Regions from separate parts of the Homo sapiens genome. Here region 1 is linked to region 2. Evidence: chromatin contacts called from ENCODE Hi-C data. All regions are on one chromosome and are shown on one strand. Each heading gives the region's core, a stretch centred on a gene start or an enhancer-like site at or near the end of the contact. The rest is flanking DNA. Distances are from core to core; before and after follow the strand shown.

Evidence for each region. Hi-C counts contacts between places; a loop is a spot of excess contacts on that map. Pooled maps may share reads with other maps.
Region 1: a map of PC-9 shows a loop between it and region 2 (10-fold over the local background). The contact joins two enhancer-like sites. A Hi-C loop is called at or near these places in 5 of 168 maps with a recorded cell type or tissue (CD4-positive, alpha-beta T cell, GM12878, PC-9 and 2 more) and 8 of 50 pooled maps.

Annotation. Positions count from the first base shown.
Region 1 is chr2:216,661,517-216,668,577 of GRCh38, reverse strand. It overlaps IGFBP2 (insulin like growth factor binding protein 2), which reads right to left. Exons shown (of 4, transcript NM_000597.3): 3 at 6,580-6,720; 4 at 4,142-4,638. The coding sequence ends at 4,474. Among named protein-coding and RNA genes, the nearest start is that of IGFBP-AS1, 29 kb to the left of the region's middle. Within about 2 kb of position 2,722, at least 10 of the 41 ENCODE cell types and tissues checked have a DNase peak (open chromatin) inside an H3K27ac peak, as active enhancers do; they include right lobe of liver, where a contact is called at or near this core.
Region 2 is chr2:217,708,971-217,716,439 of GRCh38, reverse strand. All of the region lies in intron 2 of DIRC3 (disrupted in renal carcinoma 3), which reads left to right. Among named protein-coding and RNA genes, the nearest start is that of DIRC3, 78 kb to the left of the region's middle. RefSeq lists an enhancer at 2,666-2,715. Within about 2 kb of position 2,024, at least 19 of the 41 ENCODE cell types and tissues checked have a DNase peak (open chromatin) inside an H3K27ac peak, as active enhancers do; they include right lobe of liver, where a contact is called at or near this core.

The DNA.
Region 1 (7,061 bases), core at 1,473-3,972, 1.0 Mb after region 2:
ATCCCTCAGCAACACACCCCAAGTCGTTCCTGATGTGCCCTGGCTTCCTCTTCCTCTCGTTCCTCTTCCACCTGCCGCCTCCCTTCACCACATGTATCCCCAACCATGCGCCGGTGTCCAGGCTCATTGTCCAGCTCGTGACTTAAAGGTTTTGCCGGCCAGGCATGGTGATGCACTCCTGTAATCCCAGCATTTTAGGAGGCCAAAGTGGGAGGATCACTTGAGTCCAGGAGTTCAAGACCAGCCTGGGCAACATAGTGAGATCGCTGTCTCTACAAAATAAAAATTAGCCAGGCATGGTGGTGCACACCTGTAGTCCTAGCTACTTGGGAGGATGAGGTAGGTGGGAGGATTGCTTGATCCCAGGAGCTCAAAGCTGCAGTGAGCTATGATCATGCCACTGCACTCTAGCCTGGGCAACAGAGTAAGACACTGTCTCTAAAAATAAATAAATACAGACATAAAAATAAGATAAAGTCTCTGCGCATGCTGCTCCCTCTGTCTGAACCCCAGCCCCCAACACCCGCACCTGCACATACATGCATGCATGAGGCACGTACATCCTCCCGCTCCTCTCCCCAATCTCAGCTTCTTCCTTCCAACTCTGCCTTCACCCTCTCTGAGACACCTTCCCTGACACCAGACTTAACTATTTCTCCTAACTTGCCCAACATCCCCTACTGGAGGGGTACCGCCATCCATGGAGGGCCATCTTTGGGTGTCGGGGCTGTTTCCTTCCACAAGAATCTCAGCCCTTCAGGACAAAGGCTGTAATCTTCTTCATCTTCATCATCTTCATAGCCTGACATCCTAATACCGAGCCTGGGATATAGTGAGAGCTATTTTTTTTTTCTTTTTTTTATGACGGAGTCTCACTCTGTTGCCCAGGCTCGTGCAATCTCAGCTCACTGCAACCTCCACCTCCCAGGTTCAAGTGATTCTCCTGCCTCAGCCTCCCAAGTAGCTGGGATTACAGGCACCCGCCACCGAGTCCGGCTAATTTTTGTATTTTTTAGTAGAGACGGGGTTTCACCACGTTGGCCAGGCTGGTCTTGAACTCCTGACCTCGGTTGATCCACCCGCCTTGGCCTCCCAAAGTGCCAGGATTACAGGCGTAAGCCACCATGCAAGGCCGAGAGCTACATTTAGGCAGCACTTACCGTGTGACAGAAATGATTTTATATTCTCAAAGCAAGTCTTTTAAGATAGAAACTATCCCAATATTTAAAGAGGAAGTAAATGAGATTCACAGAGGTTAGAAATATGTCCAAAGGCACATAACTCAAGAGTCTGATTCTGTTCAAAGACTACCTCACCTCCATGGTTACGCTTTTAACCACCACATCTTATTATGTAGTTAGTATTCAAGACACATCAAACAGATTCAGGGATGACAGTGGTGACTGTCCAAATGTAGAGAGCATAAGAAGAGGGATAGCCCCGTGGGCATGACCCATGCAGTCATACAAGGCTGACACTTAGTTTAATGTTCTGCTATTTCTGTCTTGACATTCTTAATAATTTCTGAATAAGGGACTCCATATTTTTATTTTGCCCTGGATCCTATAAATGAAGTCAACCAGTCCTCCATAAGAACCACACAGGAAGCAAGTTTCAATGCAGACTCCCAGGCCCCTCCCCGAGCTTCTAACTCAGGGGATCTGGGATAGGGCCAGTGGTAACAACGTCTCCAGCTGACTCCTTCTGGACCACTCCTCTTCAATGCAACAGACTCTCCAAGGGCCCGATGTAGGCTCAGCTGCAGTTCTGCATGCTGCCACACAGTGGCAGTATAGCCCCGGTGTTTGCTTAACGTTCAAAGAGGCACAGTTAGTTCCAGGTGAGAGATGTGCTTGACATCTTCAAGATCCCTGCCCAGCCAGCCATCTTCCCACGTGGATGCAATGATGCTTCCTCTCGGCAAAGGTTTCTAGGTTGCACTGCACATCAGTGAGTGTGGTTCCTGCAGCTAGAGCCACAGCGGAGGTGCTGCTCACCCACTCACCCATAAAAGCTACCTCTTCAGAGGGTTGGGTACAAGAGCACTAAGGGTAATGGAGGGGAAATGGGCAAGGAGATTGTGGCATCCTCAGAAGCCCTCTGGAAAAGTTCAAAGAATGGACAAGGTGGCAGCCCTGGGGCGTGAGGTCTGGCAAACACCTGACCCAACAATGGCCCCATAGTAACCCCTCCCGTTTTATACAGTCCTAGTTTTCAAAGCACCTTCACATCTAGTCTCACACTAATACCACCCTGCTATTTGAGGCTGATAACATCCCCAATAGACAGATGAGGAAAACAGGCTCAGAGAAGGTGGACAGCATAGCCCCAGGCAATGGAAAACGAAGTGGTGGGAAAGGATCCAAGCCCAGGTGTCCTGACTCCGGCCTTTTTCTTGCCTTATCCCTCCCTGGTTCACAATCACCATGGAACCTAAGAAAGGAAAAAGACCCTGCCTGGGCTCCATGGCAAACCAGTTACATCAGAATGTCTGAAGCTGAGGTACTGGCATCAGTTTTTGTTTTAAGTGCCGCCGTCGAGTCAAATGTTCACCGAGGTTGAGAAACACCAGGCTTCCCAGGAGGGCAGGCACGGGCTGCTCCACCCAGGGATAGCAGCTCCACCTGGGGACAGCAGCCCCGGGGCTGACTGCTCTTTGCAGCAACTCAGAGGGCAGGGGGAAGGGCCAGCTGCAGCACGCATGCGCCGAATGAAAGACAATCAGACCCCATGCAGGGACTGCTGAGCTTCAAGCTCCAGGTCCATCCAGTGCCCAGAGCCCTCTAGGCCCTCTCCAAGCGTCTCACCTGCTTCCATCCACGGGGCCAGTATAACTCAGGGGTGGGTGGCTGCCACACGCTGGAGTTAGGGGTCCCCAGACCCAGGGCAGGAGAGTTTGGGCACTTCTAGTTACACTTTTCCTCATCTGTAAAGTGTAACTAACAATAGTGCCTGTTTCACGGATGCACAAGGATCCGCTGAATGAATACTTTTGGGGCTGTGGCCAAGTGCTGGCCTTGGCCCGGTGCAGCCTAGAACACACCCTCCTGGCATGGCTCCATCTATTCTTGGGGATCTGGTTTTCCTGCACTCCAAGAAAGCTCATCTTGTGCCATTTCCAAAAGCTGTCTTGCATTCCAGCTACACTTATGTCACACCTGGTAAAGGGCCCGCCATCCCTCCGCCTCCCTACACTCACCAGATGGAAGGTCTGGAAGGTAGTGGATTGGGCCAGGCCCCTAGGGAGCCCCTCCTCTGTGGGAAGGGATCAGACTCCAGCCACAGGAGAGGGGAGTGACAGGAGAGGCCAGGCCCTGGGCCACGTACCGAGGAAGGTTAGGGGGGCAGGGACTGTGGGCCTCAAATGGTGAGCTTTCTCCCCCCATGGCCCATTGCAAAGGCAGGGGTCGGGGTGCATAAGCCCCCTGGAATTCACTGGAGTTGAGAGGCCAGCAGAACAGAATGGCAGATGTAGGTGAGCTCTGATGTGGAACTCTGCTAAGAAAGGCCACATTCTGTGCCTCCTTCCACAGTCCCTCAGCCTGCACACCTTGACACACTCATAGCCCTTTGTTTCAATTGATATTTGCTGGTCTGGACACCAAATCCCTTGGGCCCCTTAGAGAGCAGCATCTGAATTCTCAGTGGTGTCATCCTTATGAATAAGCCAGTTAACCACAGCCCTACTCCCTTTCTTTGGGGGCTGAGTGGAAATGTCTCACCCTGGGCAGGAGGGAGCCTCCTTTATTTCAGGGGCCAGACAACCCCAATCCCAACGTTTCCTGTTCCTTATCTCCCACTGCAGTGTTATCTGAATGTGCGAGGGAGGAAGCCGGACCCACGCTCCACATCTCCCCATCCCCAGCCCGTGACTCATCCTGCCCCTGTACAGCGCCAGGCAGGGGCCACATGGGGGCAGAAGCCTCACCTGGGAGTCCTGGGGCTGCACTGGAGGGTTTGATCTGGATTCAGGAGGTTCCCATTCCTTCTTATTGCCATTTCATGAATGGGAAACGGAAACGGCCTTTCCCATTTTCCTAGGAGCCAGGGGCAAAGCTGGATGATGGCGGGTAGGCCAACCTAGGCCAGGCTCTGCATCTCTCCCTGGAAGACCCCAAAGACTCAGGCAAAAGACACACACTTTACTTTTCCTTCCTTTAATCTTATGCAAAAGGGACACAGGGGTTCAAAAATAAAAATTTCTCTTCCCCCTCCCCAAACCTGTACCCCAGCTCCCCGACCACAACCCCCTTCCTCCCCCGGGGAAAGCAAGAAGGAGCAGGTGTGGCATCTGCAGCTGGGAAGAGAGAGGCCGGGGAGGTGCCGAGCTCGGTGCTGGTCTCTTTCCAAATATAAATACGTGTGTCAGAACTGGAAAATCCTCCAGCACCCACCACCCAAGCACTCTCCGTTTTCTGCCGGTGTTTGGAGAGGGGCGGGGGGCAGGGGCGCCAGGCACCGGCTGGCTGCGGTCTACTGCATCCGCTGGGTGTGCACCCCGCGAGCCTCCTGCTGCTCATTGTAGAAGAGATGACACTCGGGGTCCCCCCGGATGGTGGGGGCTCCCTGGATCAGCTTCCCGGTGTTGGGGTTCACACACCAGCACTCCCCACGCTGCCCGTTCAGAGACATCTTGCACTGGGGAGAGAGGAGAAGAGCATGGAGGAGCCCGCAGCCAGCAACTTTCCTTCTGTCCCTCAACCCGGCGTCCACTGAGCAGCCACCCCTTGCAGCTACCCATGCGCTGCCGGGTGGAGCTTCGCAACTTCAAATATGCGCCAGGAAACCTTGATAAAATGCAGATTCCCATGCAGTAGGTCCCTGGAGAGCTGGAAATTCTGCATCGCTAGCGAGCTCCAACGTGATGCTGATGCTGCCCGCCCAGGGACCCCTCTGATTAGCAAGGCCATTCAGGACACCCGAAGATGAAAAGACTCAGTCCCCAGCCTCAAAGAGGTCCCATCCAGTGGGGGGGACCCAGCATACTGAAGCTTAGTCATAGCGTCAGGTGTAAAACCTCATGTTGCAATCAAAATCAGTGTGTGCCAGGCACTGTGTGTGCAAGACACACTGCTAGTTCAGTTTCTAACAAATATAGTCATTTAATCCTCACAACCACTTTGTGAATTAGATGCCATTATTATCCCTGGTTTACAGATGATAAAACTGAAGCACAGATGGGCTAAGCAACTTGCCCAAGGTCACACAGCTGGTAAGAAGCACAGCTGAGATGGAAGCCAGGCATTCCCACTCCAAGGTCTCTGTTTTATGCATAAGCTAACTACTCCTGCAAATCACTTTAGTTACCCAAAGGTGCAGCAGACAGCCTGTTTCCCATGAGAAGTGATCGAGACTTTTTCTTCTGAGCTCCAAATGGAGTTAGCCAGCTTACATTTAGAGGGCATGTACACAAATAGCTTTTAATACTAAACTAATATTTAGAGGGTCAAGGTGCCTGGGTGAAGGGGGTGGAGAGGTGAGACCCCTAAGCCATCAGCAGAGCCCTGTTCCCATCTCCTGGCTTCACACATCCACACTTTAGGTCAGCCCAGACTGCCATTAGAACCACCAGGGTAGCTTTATAAAAATCCCAATGCCCAGCCAGGTGTGGTGGCTCATGCCTGTAATCCCAGCACTTTGGGAGGTCGAGGTGGGGGGATCATCTGAGGTTAGGAGTTCAAGACCAGCCTGGCCAACATGGTAAACCCCATCTCTACTAAAAATACAAAAATTAGCCAGGCATGGTGGCAGGCACCTGTAATCCCAGCTACTCAGGAGGCTGAGGCAGGAGAATTGCTTGAACACGGCAGGCGGAGGTTGCAGTGAGCTGAGATCACGCCACTGCACTCCAGCCTGGGAGACAAGAGCGAGACTCCGTCTCAAAAAAAAAAAAAAAAAAAGTATGTTACAGGGAAAATATTGCATATGCACAGTGACTGTTAAAATGCATATGAACAGAAGGTGGATAGAGGAGGGAGAAGGGCTCCTGAGTGGTTTACTTAAACTTCATTTTCTCCAATGTATTTACAATGGTGTTCTAGATGGCTTTTCAGAATCTTTCCAACGGCATTTCTCCATGCCTGACTCTTCATTCCCTGAGATACTTCGAAACCATGAAGACAACTCGGCCAGTGGTTGAAATCAATGATGGTGGGAGTGTGGCTCACAGATTATGAGCCTCACCTGAGGCTTGTTAGAGCTGTAAACCTGACCTACCACATGGCAATTTGGGGGCGGGCCCAGGAAGAGCTCCAGGTGATGTCAATGTCCGATCAAAGCAAAGATGCTTGGTTTAAGCCACTTCCCTTCTCCAAGAGCCTCCTCCCAACCTGGACTCCAAGTGAGGCCGGTGGGCAGCTGGGCAAGTGGAGCCAGCAACTGACCCGTCGGAGGCAGGGAGAAGAGCTGCACCCTCCCCGGCCTGGCAGCTGGCATCCCAATCCCCATGGTGACAGGAGTCTGAGTCTCTCACTCAGCTCAGACCTCAGAGGATCATAGGCGGGTGGGGCAGAAACAAGGCACATCTGGGGCCCAGGGCTGAGGAGGAGCTGCTCTGGCCCAGGCTGGCACCATGCTCACCTGTTTGAGGTTGTACAGGCCATGCTTGTCACAGTTGGGGATGTGCAGGGAGTAGAGGTGCTCCAGAGGGCCCCGCTCATCCGGAAGGCGCATGGTGGAGATCCGCTCCAGGACCTGGTCCAGTTCCTGTTGGCAGGGAGTCTGCACGCACAGACAGCAGGGGACGCCCGGAGTGAGGACAGCAGGCCCACGAAGCACGCGCCAGACGCAAGCTCAGCGAGAAGCTGCTGCACAGGGAGGGGACTTTCCCATGGTCACACAGCCAGCAGGGGGCACAGGGACTTCTGACAGCCTGCCCGGGGATCTCCCTGCCATGCTGGGTGCCCAACCCCAGCCCCTAAAGAAAATTGTATGGATGGGAATGTTCACTCCTCTCCTTGTTCTGTGACCGTGGCTTTCATGTGTCAGAATGGGCTCTGCCTCCAAATATCCATCTAAGTGGCCGTCTCGAGTCTCCATGCCCCCACCCCATGCCCAAGCTC
Region 2 (7,469 bases), core at 775-3,274:
TGGGGGTGATGACCTTCCCCATCAGCCCCAAGACCAAGTTCAATGCATTTGCTGCTGGCTTCACATGGCCAATGCTGGAAGCAGCAGCCCCTGACCACCCTCAACTGCTGTGACCCATGGAGCTGGGGCTCCATGTGAAGCCTTCCATGGACATTTATTTTGGAGGCTTTTTGGCAGTTTTGGCAGATTTGGGTCAGAAGTGGCTTCAAGAAGCCTAATTTACTTAACTACTTTCATTGTACTTTAGTGTCCTCCTCATCTCAATCTTATAATTTCTCTTAATTTTCAATAAAATGTGCTGGAAAGATCAGATTATTGGGGTATGGGGCTGTCAGAGTGCTCTAATGAGTGAGTAAGATGTTGTAGAAGGATGCTGACAGCAACTGCAAGATGTTTGCAGCTCCTAGGTTGGCAGCTAGTGAAAAAGAAGTGGCAAAGGATGTCTTGGTGGGTGATTTTCCTCTAAAACAGGAGCTAGTAGCATGACCTCCCCAAGAGTCATTCTGTTGCTTAGAGGCAATGATAAGTATTTCACTATTTAAAGGGCTGTCCTCAGGGACAAGGAATCACGAGATTATTCTGTATAGCTGTAGAGGGCTATTATGGGCTGCACTGGTTTAGTTTTTCTGCATAACAAAACTCTACAAAACTTATTGACTTAAAACAACATTTATTTAACTCATAATTCTGAGAGCCAGCAATTTGGGCTGGGCTCAGCTGGGTGGTTCTGCTGACCTGGGCCAGGCTTGGCTGATCTCAGCTGGGGTTCATACATGCATCTGCAGTCAGCTGTCATGCTGGCTGTGGGTTGTCCCCAGGACTTGAGAGAGTAAGAGTCTAAGCTTAGGAAGGCCTAAGCTGGGATGACAGAGTTCTCCTCCATGTGTTAGTTCATCCTGTAGCAGACTATACTGATCTTGTTCTCATGCCAGTGACAGGGTTCAGAGTGAGAGAGCAGAAGTACGTGAGGTCTCTTGAAGTCTAAGTTCAGTAATGGCATGACATTACATTTGATCAAAGCAAGTCATAGATCAGTCCTGCAAAGTCACATGTTAAGGGCATGGATACAAGGAGGAGTGAAAAAGGGTGACCATTTTTACAACCTACCACTTGGGGGACACATTTTGACCTGATATTCAAAGCTCCTTCTAATGAGTTGAGCTGCTCAGCCGTGGGACAGATTGTCCTGCTGGCCATGGGCCTGCTGTAGAGGAAGGACTACCTCTCAGATGATCAGAATGGGACCACTGGGCTGCCAAAAGCCCTTCTGATTCCAAGTGTTTATTTACCAGGAAATTATTTTCACCTACCCAGAGTCGAAGATTTTCATAATTAAAGAATAGGAAAATTGGAATAATTTCCCAAATCCTTGACTGCCCCATTCATGGCCAAATTTCTTCACCCCCCACCCCCTGCCACCATTGCTGACCAGCCTCCTCTCTCTTCCATTCACTCATGTTGCACCCCCAAGTCCTGGCCTTGCCCACGTGTACCTCTGATCACATCCACCAACCTGTCTATGCTTAGTGTCTTGTTGGGGGTAGAGAGCAGAAGACAAAGGAGAAAGCATGCTCTTAAAGACAAAGGCTGCTGGACTCCGAATTTATATTATAGTCTCTAAAGAATGATGTGTGCTGGAGAAGAAAAAAGACACAGCACGTGCATATTTTTCAAAGAAATGCACACGTGCGGAGAGTGGAAAATTAAAGAAGCCAACAACCCAAACCGAAGTTGGTTCTGAAGGAGGGAGATATAAACTTGAGCTCCAGAGCTGGAGCCAAGACAGGAAGTGGGCTTGGCTTGCACGAGGTGCATATGCTGCATGGAAAACCACTCTACGCTGCTCAACTCCCTGTCTTCCTAATTCCCCTCAGCTTCCAGCCTCTGCTGACCCTGGGAACAATGCAGCACTGTGCTGAGACTGTGCCTTTTGTAATGGCCTGGGAGAGGAAGAAAGGAGAAACTGGTCTGGGCGTCTGCGTGTGTGAATCACCCGTGTCACATGGCCAGGCCGGCTGCAGCGTCTCCCCGGGTCTGCACAGGGCACACAGGGAGCATGGCCTGAGCCCATGCCTGGAGGCTGGTCAGCCAGCTGCAGAGTGCCCCACTCTGAACCACACAGCCAGGGAGAGGATGGAGAAGGGGGAAGGTCTGGTGCCATGAGGGCCTTGGAGGACATTCCTTGTTGCCGTGGGGGCAGGCTCTGGGCCCTGGATGTCCCCCGCAATCCCAGATCATTTGTGGAGATTGGGTCTGATGTTCGTGAAAGTCACAGACTTTTTGGTTCATCACTGAGACCTGCAGGACGCTGGCTTGTCTGTTGATTCAGGCAAGACACGTCTCCTTCAGTGTGGGGGCTTTCTCCAAGGACCAAAATATGTCCAGGGTATGGAGAAACCACCTTATTCTGGAGAAAAGAGGGTACAATGAGGTGGGCAGGAGCCAGGGCTGTTCTGTTTTCTAGAACCTTCTAAATCCTGGCTTTAGAGTCACAAGCAAGAGACGCTAAGGCAGGCTCCTCGGAGGGCAGGTTGGAAGATGGTTGGTGTCAGGACAAGAGGAAGATTCGGGCCAGACACCAAGAAAGGCCTGCGCTGTTTGAAGACAGAGCAGATTACTGAGGGTGGTTGCAGCACCCCCCCAATCCCTGTTTCTACTTGGAGAGGGCTTGCACTGCGTGGAGGCACGGGAATGGATCTGTGACCCTGGGCAGTCGGAATTAACCTGACCTGGCCAGCCGAGGTGCCTTCTCACAGACACCCTGCAGAGGGCAGTGTGGTACTGCGGGCAGGACTTTGTTGCCTCATCAACTTTTCTTTCCACCCTGCGGCCCTCCTAATCTTTTAAAATCAAAGCTGCTTAGACACAACCTGAGCGCTGCTTGAATGACATGGATTTAGCCTGGTGCTCTGGGCCCCCTTTGCTGAGGGAAGCCCTCCAGCCTTGGATGTGCTCAGAGAGCTTACCTAACTCTCCCCTCTGCCTGCTTCCAGGCCTTGGGGACAACAGCTAAAAGTGGCTGTGTAGATGGGCAGAATTTGGTTGTACATATGTAGAGCCTCAGGATTTTCAAAACACATTTTCATCTGCTCCTTGAACCCATTCTTAGAGGTGGATGGGATGCTCCGTTTTATAAGAGAGAATTGAGACCCAAAGAGAGGGGAAGTGACAGCTCACGGGGGCCCAGCTGATTCGAGGCAGAGACACGTGGGGGACCCTGGTCTTCTAACCCTCAGTCCAGTGCTCATTCTACCCCTTGCGAAGCCCCTGAAATGCAACCGGTGTCAGTCCCCTCCACCAGCCGACCTCCCCCTCTTTGTGGTTCTGTTTTCTCCCAGGTGAGGGGGGGTGAAGATGCCTCTGCTACTCCTAGATCCTTGAGCCACTCCCTGGCCAACTGTATGATCTCTGGTAAGTCCCCTCGCTGGGATTTGCTTTTCCTACCAGAACAATGAAGTTATTGGATCAGATGATCTCGAAGGTAGCTTGGAACCTTGACCTTTCCTGGTTCCATGTTTGGGCTGTGTCCCCAGTTACAAGTTATTTGGTCGAATTGAAGAATAGAACCTTGCAGGGTGGTGGGTGACAGATGCAAACTCCAGCTGTGAATCTGACCAGACTCTGTGCATTGAGCTGGTTGTTTTCATGTGGAGGGTGCAACCTTGTTCCCCAGGACTTGAGAGAGTCAGGTCAAACCACATGAGGACATTCTGCTTGCTGACAAATGGCATAGACGGTGGTGTCAGTGGATGTGAGTGACAGTCGTCAACTGTGCCCCACAGAGCTCCACACTGAGAGGCCGGTTGTCGGATGCTGGGGGGACAGTGCACTCTTCCAGGGCTGTGCTTCCTGCTCCATCTCCCTAGCAGCCCTTTGTATCCCCGGCAGTTGGGAGTCGGCACGAGCTCTGTTTCTGTGCTGGTTGCCTCAGCAGGTCTGCTGTTTTCCAGGAGGAGTGCATAGGAAAAAGAAAGAGCCAAACCCTTCAAGGCACACCCAGGGTCACAATTACAAGATATACTTTGGATGTGTGGGATGGGGAGGAGTGGAAGGACAGAGCAACATAGACAGAGCCTGAAAGTCAGAATTCCTTTTTGACATCATCAACCACCATTCATTGAGCACTGAGCATGTGCTAGGTACTATGTACCCACAACTGGGTACAACTCTTAATAATCTCATTTTACAGATGATGACATTGAGGCCCAGAGAAACTGTGTAACTAGTCCAAGATGGCACAGCTCAACAGAGGTAGAGTAGTGATGGCTAAGTGCACACCCTTAATTCCTCCTCTAGGCTCTATCCATCTCCCTGACTGAATTATCATCTTTATTATCTCACAAGAAATTAGGCATACCGCCTTAAAAGTAAGACTATGCTCATGAGTAAACTGAGGAAGAACATCTGCCATCTGTACTGTTCCCAGAAATCTGGGAGATGATCTGTTTTTCTTTCTATCTATCTATCTATCTATCTATCTATCTATCTATCTATCTATCTATCTATCTGCCATCTCTGAGTCTTCTCCAGGTATCCCACCAAGTAGGAAGTTGGCTATGATTTCCACATCCATACTCTTACATGTTCTTCTACGAAGTTCTGCAGAGTAGCAAGGGCTGGTGGTGTATTCCTGAGATGAGAAAGTAGAGACCCGGCAAAGGCTAGTGATTTACTCAAGGCCCCAGAGCTGGTTGGTGACTGGCCTAGAACAAGAACCCAGGTTTCCTGACTCCTGGTCATAGTGTCCTATTCACCATGAAAAGACTTCTGGGAAAAGAGATCTGACTTGGCCAGGGAGACCTGGGGATGCTGGCTTCCCAGCCATAGTGATCCTTGCCTGCAGGTGCTTTGAGTTCCTGGGGTTTCTGTGCTAATCTGTGCCCGGAGGCCCAGCCCTGCCAGGATCAGCCGAGGATTTGAGTCCTAATGCAGGTTCGGATGGGAGATTTTGTGGGATTCATCCTACATTTAAGGCCTGGTGTGGGTAGCCAGGGGCTTTCCCATAGAAACCACAGCTATGTACTGTGTCAGGGCTAACAGTCCAGGGGGAGTGCAAAGCTTTGTGCTGCAAACCAGATCTGCTCACCAAGCCATTGCTGCAGCCCTGCTGTCCTGGGGCAGCTGGAGACAGGGAGAGCCCATGGCAGGGAGCCTCTGGTGAAGGCTTAATGGCATTTGCATGGGGTTTCATACCACACAGGCATGGAGTGGCTTAGATTTCTGAGAAACCGTTCCACCCTGTCTGGATGGCTTAAGGGAAGCCTTTGCTGGAGGAAGGGACCTTGACACATGATTTTTAGAGAATTTTTTCTACTTAGGTTATTGCTTCCTCCCCCTAGTTTTGCTTTTCTGCTTAAAAAACTGGCATGGTTAAATGCCTGTAACGTAAAACTTCAACTCTTTACCTTGACAATAAGTTTACCTTCTTAGCTCATCTTTGCTACTCTCTTCCTCTGGCCCTGTCCTTTCTCTTGTTTCTATTTTCCTAACCCTATTGAACAATTGTGTAATCTTGTGTAAATCCCTTGTGTTACAGCCTGTAGTTGTTAGACAGAGCATAGATTTTCAACAGATCTGAGTTTGAATCTCAGCAGGCAGTCTCCAGCCTGATGTGTGAACTTGGCCAAGTCACTCAATCTTTCTGAACCTTGATTTATTGTTCTATAAAATGGGAGTAATGACATCTAACTCTCCTAGGTGTTATGGAGGTCTAAGGGGGACCTGTAAGTTCTTAGAAAAGTAGAGAGTCTCTGAATTTGTTGGAATGAGGAAGTTGAGTGAGGAAGAGTGAATCTATTGAATATGGAGAAGAGATTCTGAGCTTGACTTTAGTCACCAAGTAATTGAGTTCCTGTAATGTGATGTGTGAATCTGTGGATTAGGAGATGTGGCTTTGGGACATCTGTGGTCCATGCCTGTCCTGGAGTGTGAGTTTGAATGCATGGTGATGATGGCAGTTGGTGTAAATGTGTGGGATAAAAGGAGCTATCTGACAAGCTTCCCCAGAAGAAGGGATCTGGTGTGACTCAAGCACCTTAGGCAGCAGGAAGCTGGAGGGTGAGTGTGTGATGTGAGATGGCCTGAGAAAGGCCTGCTAGGCTGGAGAATGGATTGCATGGCATTTATCTTTGTGGGAGTAGAGATGGTGTTTCATGGTCTTTTAAATGAAATTTGAGAAGGTGGGGGATGCCGGGAGATGGAGTGCTTTGAAGCTCCACCAGTAGAAGGTCTCATTTAGGCTGAAAGAGGCTTTGGCTAAAGACAGAAAATTCAACATAGTATGGGGAGAGCAGGTTAGTGGGGAGGTATGTGAGATGACACCACTGTGGCACAGCCAGAACTTGAATCAGTGTCCAAAGGAATTTCCTCTACCAGAGTAGTTCTTCCAGTTTTTGCTTGTAAGAGCTCACCCACCTCGGAGAACATCTCAAATGGCATATTCGTTTAAGTTTTTCATTGCTTTGATGGTTCAGACAGCAGCCCTCAAGCCAACATTCCAGACTCTACTCAGCCTTAACAAACATTTAGTACTAGATGGTCTGTGTCTCCATGTCACACCCCTCTGATTCCTGCTGCCCAGGCAGATGGGCCACTGGAAGCAATGGAGAGGCCACTGTGGATGTGAGCACCACAGGGTTGTCAGAACACCATGGGTACAGCAGGGTGGAGGGAGGCTTCTGGCAAAGCCCAGCCAGGAACAAGTTTTCTTGTCCTCAGCAACATCTGGTGGCCATGACCTTCCCATAGCCTCCTGGTGGAAAGCTGCCATGGAAAGGAGGAGACCAAATGATCGGTGTCTTGCATTTGCATCCTGTGTCTCTACATGATCTTCATGATTTCTAAGCAACTTGCCTGAAGCCATATGGGCCTGGGATGGGTTTTTCCAGGAAGATGCAGAGTGGGTGTTATTTATTTAGATTTAATTTGCCTAATGGGGATTGATTTCTTAACATCTCTCAGAAGTCCTGTAAGCATTGGAGTCTGTTATCCTATGAAGGAAGGCACATGTAACACTTCTCTTATGCCCAGAACCCCAAAGGGAATTTAGGTATTGTCACCCAATTACTGTTTTCTTTCTTATCTGGTAAAGCAGGAAGAAATCTGGCCACCGCTGGGCTCTTGTTGGAGCCTCTGCTCTAACTGCAATAGAAGTGAGTAGTGTTACTGCAAACTCTACCAGGTGGTAATAGTGTAAAGGGCATGAATTAGATGACATGGATTCATGCTGTGGCTTTGCCATAGTGGTCTCAGCTCCAGCTCATCCATCTGTAGAGCGGGAAAAATAATAAAATCTACTTCAAACGTTTGCTGTGATAATTAAAAGAGATTACGCATGTAAATATAAAAGAAAGGAAACCAACAGCATGTGAGGAACACTTCAAAAGAGTCATCAGTTCTTTCACCTGGGCCCTAACAAGTCTCTAGTATTTGGGGCTGGGAGTTCTAGTTATGTTGTTAACAGTTGCTCA